Linked DNA regions of Homo sapiens: region 2 is linked to region 1. The links are chromatin contacts, found by Hi-C or POLR2A ChIA-PET in ENCODE. All regions are on one chromosome and are shown on one strand. Each heading gives the region's core, a stretch centred on a gene start or an enhancer-like site at or near the end of the contact. The rest is flanking DNA. Distances are from core to core; before and after follow the strand shown.

The links. A loop is a pair of places that touch in the nucleus more often than their neighbours do. ChIA-PET counts read pairs that join two places held with the same protein, here RNA polymerase II (POLR2A).
Region 2: a map of posterior vena cava shows a loop between it and region 1 (11-fold over the local background). The contact joins two enhancer-like sites. A Hi-C loop is called at or near these places in 1 of 168 maps with a recorded cell type or tissue (posterior vena cava) and 1 of 37 single-sample maps with no recorded cell type. POLR2A ChIA-PET finds 5 or more read pairs at or near these places in 1 of 52 experiments (WTC11).

Annotation. Positions count from the first base shown.
Region 1 is chr5:123,914,413-123,919,203 of GRCh38, forward strand. No RefSeq gene overlaps it. Among named protein-coding and RNA genes, the nearest start is that of CSNK1G3, 400 kb to the left of the region's middle. Within about 2 kb of position 2,464, at least 2 of the 41 ENCODE cell types and tissues checked have a DNase peak (open chromatin) inside an H3K27ac peak, as active enhancers do.
Region 2 is chr5:124,525,180-124,529,970 of GRCh38, forward strand. No RefSeq gene overlaps it. Among named protein-coding and RNA genes, the nearest start is that of LINC01170, 89 kb to the left of the region's middle. Within about 2 kb of position 2,417, at least 2 of the 41 ENCODE cell types and tissues checked have a DNase peak (open chromatin) inside an H3K27ac peak, as active enhancers do.

The DNA.
Region 1 (4,791 bases), core at 1,214-3,713:
TATTTACAATAGCAAAGACATAGGATCAACACAAATGCCCATCAGTGATAACACTGGATAAAGAAAATGTGGTACATACACACCATGGAGTACTATGCAGCCATCAAAAACAATGAGATCATGTCTTTGCCAGGACATGCATGGAGCTGGAGGCCATTATTCTCAGCAAACGAATGCAGTAACAGAAAACCATGTACCATATGTTCTCACTTGTAAGTGGGAGCTAAATGATGAGAACACATGGACCTATGGAGGAAAACAGCATACACTGGAGCCTATTGGAGGGTGGAGGGTAGGAGGAGGAAGAGGATCAGGAAAAATAACTGATGGGCACTAGGCTTAATAGCTGAGTGATGGAATAATCTGTACAACAAACCCCCATGACACAAGTTTACTTATGTAACAAACCTGCACATGTATGCCTGAACTTAAAGTTAAAAACAAAGAACAAAATAGAAATTCTAAAATTAACAAGTACAATTAATACAATAAAAAATGCAATAGAAGACCTCAACAGCAGATGGGAGATGGAAAAAATCCATGAAATAGAAAATAGATAAATAGAAATGATGAACACAGAAAATATTTAAGAAATATGAGCAGAACCTCAAAGACATGTGGGACCATGTTAAGTGTACCAACATGGGTGTAACTAGAGACTCAGAAGAAGAGAAAAAGAAAGCAATGGAAAATATATTTGAAGAAATAATGGCCAGAAAATCCCCAAATTTGATGAAAACCGTTAACTACACATTCAAAAAGTTCAACAAACCCAAAGTAGGATAAATATGAAGAAATCTACACCTAGGCACATCATACTGTTAAAAGACGAAGGAAAAGAAAAAAGTCTTAAAAGCAGCAAGAGAAAAATAGGTAGATAGTCCCTGACTTACAATAGTTTGAGGATTTTTCCACTTTGTAGTGGTGCAGAAGTGATATGCATTACTAGAGACTGTACTTCGAGTACAACCATTTTGTTTTTCACTTTCAGTACAGTATTCAATAAATTATGTGAGATAGTCAGCACTTTATTATGAAATAGGGTTTGTATTAGATTATTACAACCTAGTAGGTGGTGGTCAGGATTCAAACCCAAAACTTCTGATTTCAAGTGTTTCAGAATCTACTACGTGAGGGGCCTAAATCCCATAATTCCCACTTACCTGTGAGAGCATTTTAATGTAAAATAAAGTCTTCTAATCTAAGGGAGGAAAATCATAACATTTGCAGGAGTAAGTTTTAGCTTTAACAAGTTTACCAAGAATGTACAAAATAAAATCTTAACACCAGCCATGGGGGAAGGATAGTGTGGGAGAAATGGCAGTGGGAGTGGGAACGATGGTAATTCTTGGTAGATTTTCTGCCCAAATGGGATGAAATATGCGTAAGACACTTTTGTTATTTTCATTATGTCACAATCATTATAGGATAACTGTTCATGTAATCTATTGTCATGGTACATGGTATTTAATATTTTACCAGTAAATCCTAACAGTATTCTGATAACAGAGGTTGTTTTTATTTGACTTTGTAAATATAAGGAATACAGGTAAAATAACTCTGTGGTAAGTAGAACTTAGAGTTGCAGTCTAAGTACATGGCTGTTGTTCTAATCATGGAAAAAAAATGTTCTGTTGAAATTGCTGCTGCTAAGTCCTTGCTAAAGAGTCTATTCACTATAGAATCAGAGTCAAGTGAATGGAATCGATCATTACAGGGCTCGATAGCAAACTCTGCAGGCTACACATTTTGTATCACAGTCTTTTTCTAACTTCCTCCAGTCATGAGCTGTGGGCATGATTTTCAAGTTATTTGCAACTGGATATTTGACTCTTTAAGGCCAAGAGAAAAAGTATAAAATTTATAGTAATTTTTCTTCCAGTAAAATTAAGTAAGTTACCTGGTTTATTAGGTAAGAGGTAATTTAGTATGCATATTAAACAGTAGATCATTAGCACTTAATTTTTTAAGGTCTTTCACAATGGGGAGAGTGGACAGATGATTTTTGCTCCTTGTTTTCAAATGTCCCAAAGGTCATTCTTTATTTCTCTTTAAGCCATCAGGAAACCAGGCACTCCCGACTTGTATGCCCTTTTTCTCCCCGCGTAGAAGACTGGTTTGACATGTCACAAGTGTTGTACAGGTCATTTGCGTTGCAGAAAGGAACCAGGAAGCCAGTGAAATGTAGCTGCTTTTTAAAAAAAGGTTGAAAAAATCAATAATAAATTATCTTCCTATATAGCAGTTTAGGTTCTTTGCACGTCCCCTCTGACATGTAGATGTAGTTATAAATTGATTTAGTTGGGGACCATAAAGAATCTCGCTTGCTCTGGACTGCCTAGTGAATGTGTATTAGTGAAATAAAAATAACCCACCTTGTCAGAGAGCCTTTCTAGAAGCTGCCGAACCCAGCAAGTTATTTTTATAGTTTAATGAGCTAAGCCCTGGCTTCCACAGGGAGACACAACAAGTGGAGTACTTCATAATTTACTGCTGTAAAGTGATCAGGATTCATGTTGTCTATAAAACATGAAAAACATTCTTCATTCCTTACCAATTAGATCATAGTTACAACTCACAGTTCCTTTGAGCTTAAAAGAAAAAATTTAACTGCTAGACATAAATGAATGCTGTGGTTAAATTAAACCCTTCAACAGCCCAAACAGGCTTGAAAGAAATGCCTTCTGGATGTTATTAACACGCATATTTAAGTGCTATTTTTAAATTTTAACTGCAAGCCATAGCAAGCACAAATGTTTAGAATAGCTATTTTGGCATCGTAGCATTGCTTTCACATTTTTCATCTTTCCTAATTCTTTCCAATAATTATTTCACCTTTTATTATTTTTAAAAAAATTTTTTACAGAGATAGGAAACCTGTTTTATGAAAATAATTGTATTTTGGGAAGCAAAAAGCAATTAATGTCAATGCAGCTTTGGAGTAAAAAGTTCTCTTTTCAATTATCATGTCAACAGAATTGTGTTTCATTTTCCATGAGTATTCTAACATCTGCAGGAACTGAGTATTTGAACTCAATAACTTTTAAAATGTATAATTTATTTATAATTATCATGATATATTTATTATAGAAAAATGTAAACATAACTATAAGGAAGATAATTAAAGCTACCCATACCAACCAAAGTAAAATCTGGGCATAAAACTTTCCAGTGTGTGTATGTGTGTGGGTGGGCGGTGGAGAAAGAGAGAAGGGGAGGGAGAGAAAGAGAGAGAAAGAAGACGAGAGGAGAGGAGAGGAAAGAGAAATAAAGAGGCAAAGAGAGGCAGAAAGAGAGATAAAGAGATTTAGTTTCTTATATTGTCTATATCGCAACAATATATATTTTCTTACAACATTACATCGTTTTTGAACACAAAAATGTATTAGTTTTCTAGGGCTGCCATAACAAAATATCACAGACTGGGTGGCTCTTAAATAAGTGAAATTTATTTCTCACAGTCCTGGAGGCTGGAAGTACAAGATCCACTTGTTAGTAGGTTTGGTTTCTTCTTAGTACTCTCTCCTTGGATTGTAGACTGCCAAATTCTCATTGTGTCCTCAATGACCTTTTTTATCTGTGCATGTACACATGCCCCTGACATTTCTTCCTCTTCTTGTAAGTGTGCCAGTTCTATTTGGTTAGGGCCCTATCCTTCTAAGTTCATTTAACCTTTAATACCTCTTTAAAGCCCTTATCACGACTTACAGTCATCTTGGGGGGTTAGGGCTTCAACATATGAATTTTGGGGGAACACAATTCAGTCCAGAACACATGACTTTAAAAGTTCACATCATAGTTTATCATCTGTGTCTCCTATATTTAAATAATTATGCTGATTTTGAGTAATTAGATTTATTTTTCATTGACAAATAATAATTGTGTATTTTTACATGTGCACACATACACAAATATACAAATACACAAATTACACAAATACAATGTGATGTTTATATATAAATATATAATATATATATGTACATGCATTGTGGATTATATCATGATAATTAACCTATCTACCATCTCCCATACTTATTATTTTTGTGCTGAGAACATTTAAATCTTCTCTTTTGACAATTTTGAAATATATGATATATTATAATTAAATATGGTCATCATTCTGTGCAATAGACCTCAAAAACCTATCCCTCCTGTAGAACTAAAACTTTGTAATCTTTGGCCAACATCTCTCAATTCCCTGCCCTCCCCACCGGCAACTCTGGTAACCATTTTACTCTGTAATTCTGTGAGTTCAACTTTCTAGATTCCACATATAAGTGAGATCGTGCGGTATTTGTCTTTCTATGCCAGACTTACTTTACTTAACATAATAACCTCCAGGTTCATCCATTTTATTGCAAATGTAGAGATTTCCTCTTTTTAAAAGCTGAATAGTCTTTCATTGTGTGTATATGTATGCCACATTTTCTCTATCCATTCATCCGTTGATGAACACTCAGGTTGATTCCATATCTTGGCTATTGTGAATAATGCTGCAATGAACATAGGAAGGCAGCTATCTCTTCAACATACAAATTTTATTTTCTTTGGCTATATACTTAGAAGTAGGATTGCTGTATCATATGGTATTTCTATTTTAAATTTTTTAAGGAACCTCCATGATATGGTTTGGCTCTGTGTCCCCACCCATTTCTCATCTTGAATTGTACTCCCATAATTCCCATGTGTTGTAGGAGGGACCCTGTGGGAGATAATTGATTCATGGGGGTGGTTTCCTCAGTTCACGTGGAAGTGAATAAGTCTCATGAGATCTGATGGTTTTATCAGAGG
Region 2 (4,791 bases), core at 1,167-3,666, 610 kb after region 1:
ATACCCAAGGATTCCACCACCATGCCAAGCCTCCATCCCCTACCAGGCCAGCACACCCTGGCCTTGGTCTCTCAATGTGAATTAAATCTCCATCTGCCTTCAATATTTCTCTAAATGGCTCTTTATCCAGCTTAACCCCTACATTTTTCACTGACTTAAGGATATGATCACACCTTACGAAGAGTTTATGCTATTCTGAACTGAACACCTGGAGAGGAATATGAGTACAATCAAATATAGTTATGAGCTGGATGCTCACCACATCCACACATGCTGTTAGCTTTTGATAGGTAAGATGCATTCCTAAGAATATTATGCTTCACCATAAAAACCCTAGGAGAAAACCTAGGCATTACCATTCAGGACATAGGCATGGGCAAGGACTTCATGTCTAAAACACCAAAAGCAATGGCAACAAAAGCCAAAATTGACAAATGGGATCTAATTAAACTAAAGAGCTTCTGCACAGCAAAAGAAACTACCATCAGAGTGAACAGGCAACCCACAAAATGGGAGAAAATTTTCACAACCTACTCATCTCACAAAGGGCTAATATCCAGAATCTACAATGAACTGAAACAAATTTACAAGAAAAAAACAAACAACCCCATCAAAAAGTGGGCAAAGGACATGAACAGACACTTTTCAAAAGAAGACATTTATGCAGCCAAAAAACACATGAAAAAATGCTCACCATCACTGGCCATCAGAGAAATGCAAATCAAAACCGCAATGAGATATCATCTCACACCAGTGAGAATGGCAATCATTAAAAAGTCAGGAAACAACAGGTGCTAGAGAGGATGTGGAGAAATAGGAACACTTTTACACTGTTGGTGGGACTGTAAACTAGTTCAACCCTTGTGGAAGTCACTGTGGCGATTCCTCAGGGATCTAGAACTAGAAATACCATTTGACCCAGCCATCCCATTACTGGGTATATACCCAAAGGACTATAAATCATGCTGCTATAAAGACACATGCACACATATGTTTATTGCGGCACTGTTCACAATAGCAAAGACTTGGAACCAACCCAAATGTCAAACAATCATAGACTGGATTAAGAAAATGTGGCACATATACACTACGGAATACTATGCAGCCATAAAAAATGATGAGTTCATGTCCTTTGCAGGGACATGGATGAAATTGGAAATCATCATTCTCAGTAAACTATCGCAAGAACAAAAAACCAAACACTGCATATTCTCACTCATAGGTGGGAATTGAACAATGAGAACACACGGACACAGGAAGGGGAACATCACACTCTGGGGACTGGTGTGGGGTGGGGGGAGGGGGGAGGGATAGCACTGGGAGATATACCTAATGCTAGATGACGAGTTAGTGGGTGCAGCGCACCAGCATGTCACATGTATACATATGTAACTAACCTGCACATTGTGCACATGTACCCTAAAACTTAAAGTATAATAAAAAAAAAAGATTAAAAAAAAAGAATACTATGCTTTAAAGATTTTGCTATTCAAGGAAATAATGACTTCTGATTGCTTTTCCTGCAATCCAAAATCATATCATTACTGCCAAAAAAAAAAATTCTGAAGTCCAGACATGAGACTACAAACTACTATATTCTCCTTTTATGCCTCCTGGCCTCACTGAACTGCAAAGGCAATTGGGAAGTGTAAGGTGTCTAGGCAGTCATTGTACAGCTTCCGTTACCATGAAGGAAATAGAAAAGTGGTTTTGGTGGACAGCTAGCAGTCTCCACAACTTGTTTACTAATTAATACCAAATATGTCAGTAATTCTGATTTTCCTATATGCCGTTCACAGACTTACAAACCAGAAGTCTCCTTATGGAAATCACCTTACTTCTTGTGCAAATGCGATTTTAAAATTTTTTATATCAGTCTTTTTTTTTCTTTTTTCACTGTATTTACTAATGGAATATGGAGATTCTACATGGCCCCATATTTTCTGCTCCATTGAAAAATGGCTTTTGAGACCAGTGTAATTTAAGGGTGGCCAAGAGGCAGTAAGATTTTTTTAAGCCTTCCATTCCATTTTTACACATAAGAAGGCAGCTTACAAAATGGCAACGCAAACCTATTGCAAGCAATGATGATTGCGTTCCCCATCTAGAGCGCTGCTGAGTCTCAGCAGCCTGGACTTCAAAGTTCATCGTTTGCTTATGGACTTTAGCCTGTTTTATCTCTGACTCCAGAAATAAAGCCTTTTGAAAGAATTTTGAGAATGAGGAAGGCTTTTTTGTCTCTCTCTATCTCAGACCAGCCCTAGTGTTTTATTGCACCCAATGTGCTAACTCAGCCATACCAGTATTGGAACAAGCTAAGGATTAAGAAATCCGGTTGGAGGCAGTCTGCAGTAGTGTGCAGTATTTACTGCCAGGCAGCTTCTATCAAGAGTGCCAGTGAAAAAATAGCCAGCACATCTATTATAGCAAAAAACTCCTGGAAGAGAGACCGGGGGTGTGGGGGTGCAGGGAAGGAACCAAGACATTGCCAATGTTTTAAATAGCTCAGAGTGCACACACACTACTTGTGTAGCGATAGAAAAATGAGTAATATTGATAGTTAGGTAAAAGCAGCAGCATTCAGAACTGAGTCAGAAATGAGGAAAGAGCTGGGGCAAAATAGTTTCATGATCCTTTGGTAAAGAGTCAAATCACCTGTTATAAAAGATTTCATCATTGAGTAGAGAATACCTACAGCCATCCTGGGAGAGTATTAGTGTGGTCTGTTCATAAATTCCCTGGCAAACTATCCTAGGATGAGTCAACCTTGGGGATGTACAGCATTCTTGCCCCCAGAAAGATTCGGAAGCAATGGTACAAATTCAAGAACATTTGGTTTTTAACATGAAGTTCCTAGGAAATTAGCAATTTGCCTGTGACCAAGAAGGACAACTATGCCAAATGATCTGCCACCTCAAGATCTCTGGGACTTTCCTACAACCCTGGGACAGAGTCAGATTGAAGCCCAAACAATGGATGATACTAAATTTCCTGCAGTCGCAATGGAATAAGAACTCAGAGACAGATTTCATTTAATTTAGGAAAACGAGGCAGCGTGACATCTCTCACACATTCACATCTAGGAATAAGATGCATACCTACTATGATAGAAACGAAACAATGGAATGTCATTGATATCTCTATGAGCACCCTTTGCCTTGCATTTATGTAGCATGTTTACATTTTCAAAATGATCAAAGCAACTTCTCCACGTGACTATAGAAAAGAGAATTTGCCTGAATGCACCAGCCTAGACAGAGGAAGAGCTATGGCCAGCCCTGAAAACATACCATCCTCTAAAGCGAACAAAGGTAATTTTTAAAAGACACACACAAGTATTGCCAAGAGAATTGCCATTTCCAGTTTGAAATGTGCATCCTCTTTTTTTTTTTTTTTTTTTTTTTTTGAGACAGAGTCTTGCTCTGTCACCCAGGCTGGAGTGCAGTGGTGCGATTTCGGCTCACTACAACCACCGTCTTCTGGGTTCAAGCGATTCTCCTGCCTCAGGAGAGCAACTGGGATTACAGGCGCGTGCCATCGCACTTGGCTAATTTTTTGTATTTTTAGTAGAATTGGGGTTTCACCATGTTAACCAGGATGGTCTTGATCTCCTGACCTCATGATCCACCCGCCTCGGCCTCCCAAAGTGCTGGGATTACAGGCGTGAGTCACCACACCTGGCCGAAATGTGTATCTTCTAAGATGTGGGAGATCATGGCCATCTCTGCTTTTCCTTATGAGTGGTTTTCAAAGTGTTCTCTGAGTTGCCTTAGACATTCCACTACTTGCCTTGGAGAGGATGCTGGGGGAGTTAGATGGGGATCCAGAGCTTGACTCTCCCTTTCCATCCAGGCTATGAGTCACAACTTTACTCTTCTCAGTTGGGTTCTGAATATATGGTGTGGTTCCTGTGGTTTCACTTGAAGAAGAGTTCTGCTGCTTAAATAGAAGTGAAAACCACCTTTAGAGACTGTTATCAAAAAAAAAAAAATTGTTAAGTTTCTTCCAAACACCCTTCATTATTGGTTGCCCAAAGAATGCTAAATCAAGTCACTAGACAATCATTTCTGAGCCCCGCCAAGCAAGTGTGTTCACGCTAAATGACATTAACACTTTTAGCTTGACTCATTTTATTTTTGCATGTCTTTATATTCAGATTTTCATTCCAGTTTCATATCCAATTGTCAAATAATAATAAAGATTTCATCTAAAATGAAATATTGTTTGTTTAAAAATCCATAAGATGCTTTAACAGCAGGAGAGTGGGGCTTATACCAATTTAGTGAGAATCTAGTGTATTATATAAATTTATCTCTACTGTGTACATGAGCTTTGAAAAGAGGAGAATCCCATCTGCCTGTCGAACAGAGATTAGGGAAGATAGATTAAAATGCTGGTTTTCATCATTCTTATTTAATAAGCAGGAAAAAGTAACTGGAAGCATCTATGACACTTTCTACATTACATAGAGGTTAAATGTGCTCTCTGTTATAGCCACATTGCACTCTGCTTTCAACATATCACGAAACAAATCTGCTAAAATAGTTGTCTTCCTTTAAATCTAGTGTTTATTTATTCATTTTTTTTCATTTTTTATTTATTATTATTTTTTTTTTTGAGACCAAGTCTCTCTCTGTCACCCAGGCTGGAGTAGAATGGCAAGATCTCGGCTCAGTGCAACCTCTGCCTCCCAGGTTCAAGCAATTCTCCTGCTTCAGCCTCCCGAGTAGCTGGGACTACAGATGCGTGCCACCATGCCCAGCTAATTTTTTGTATTTTTAGTAGAGATCG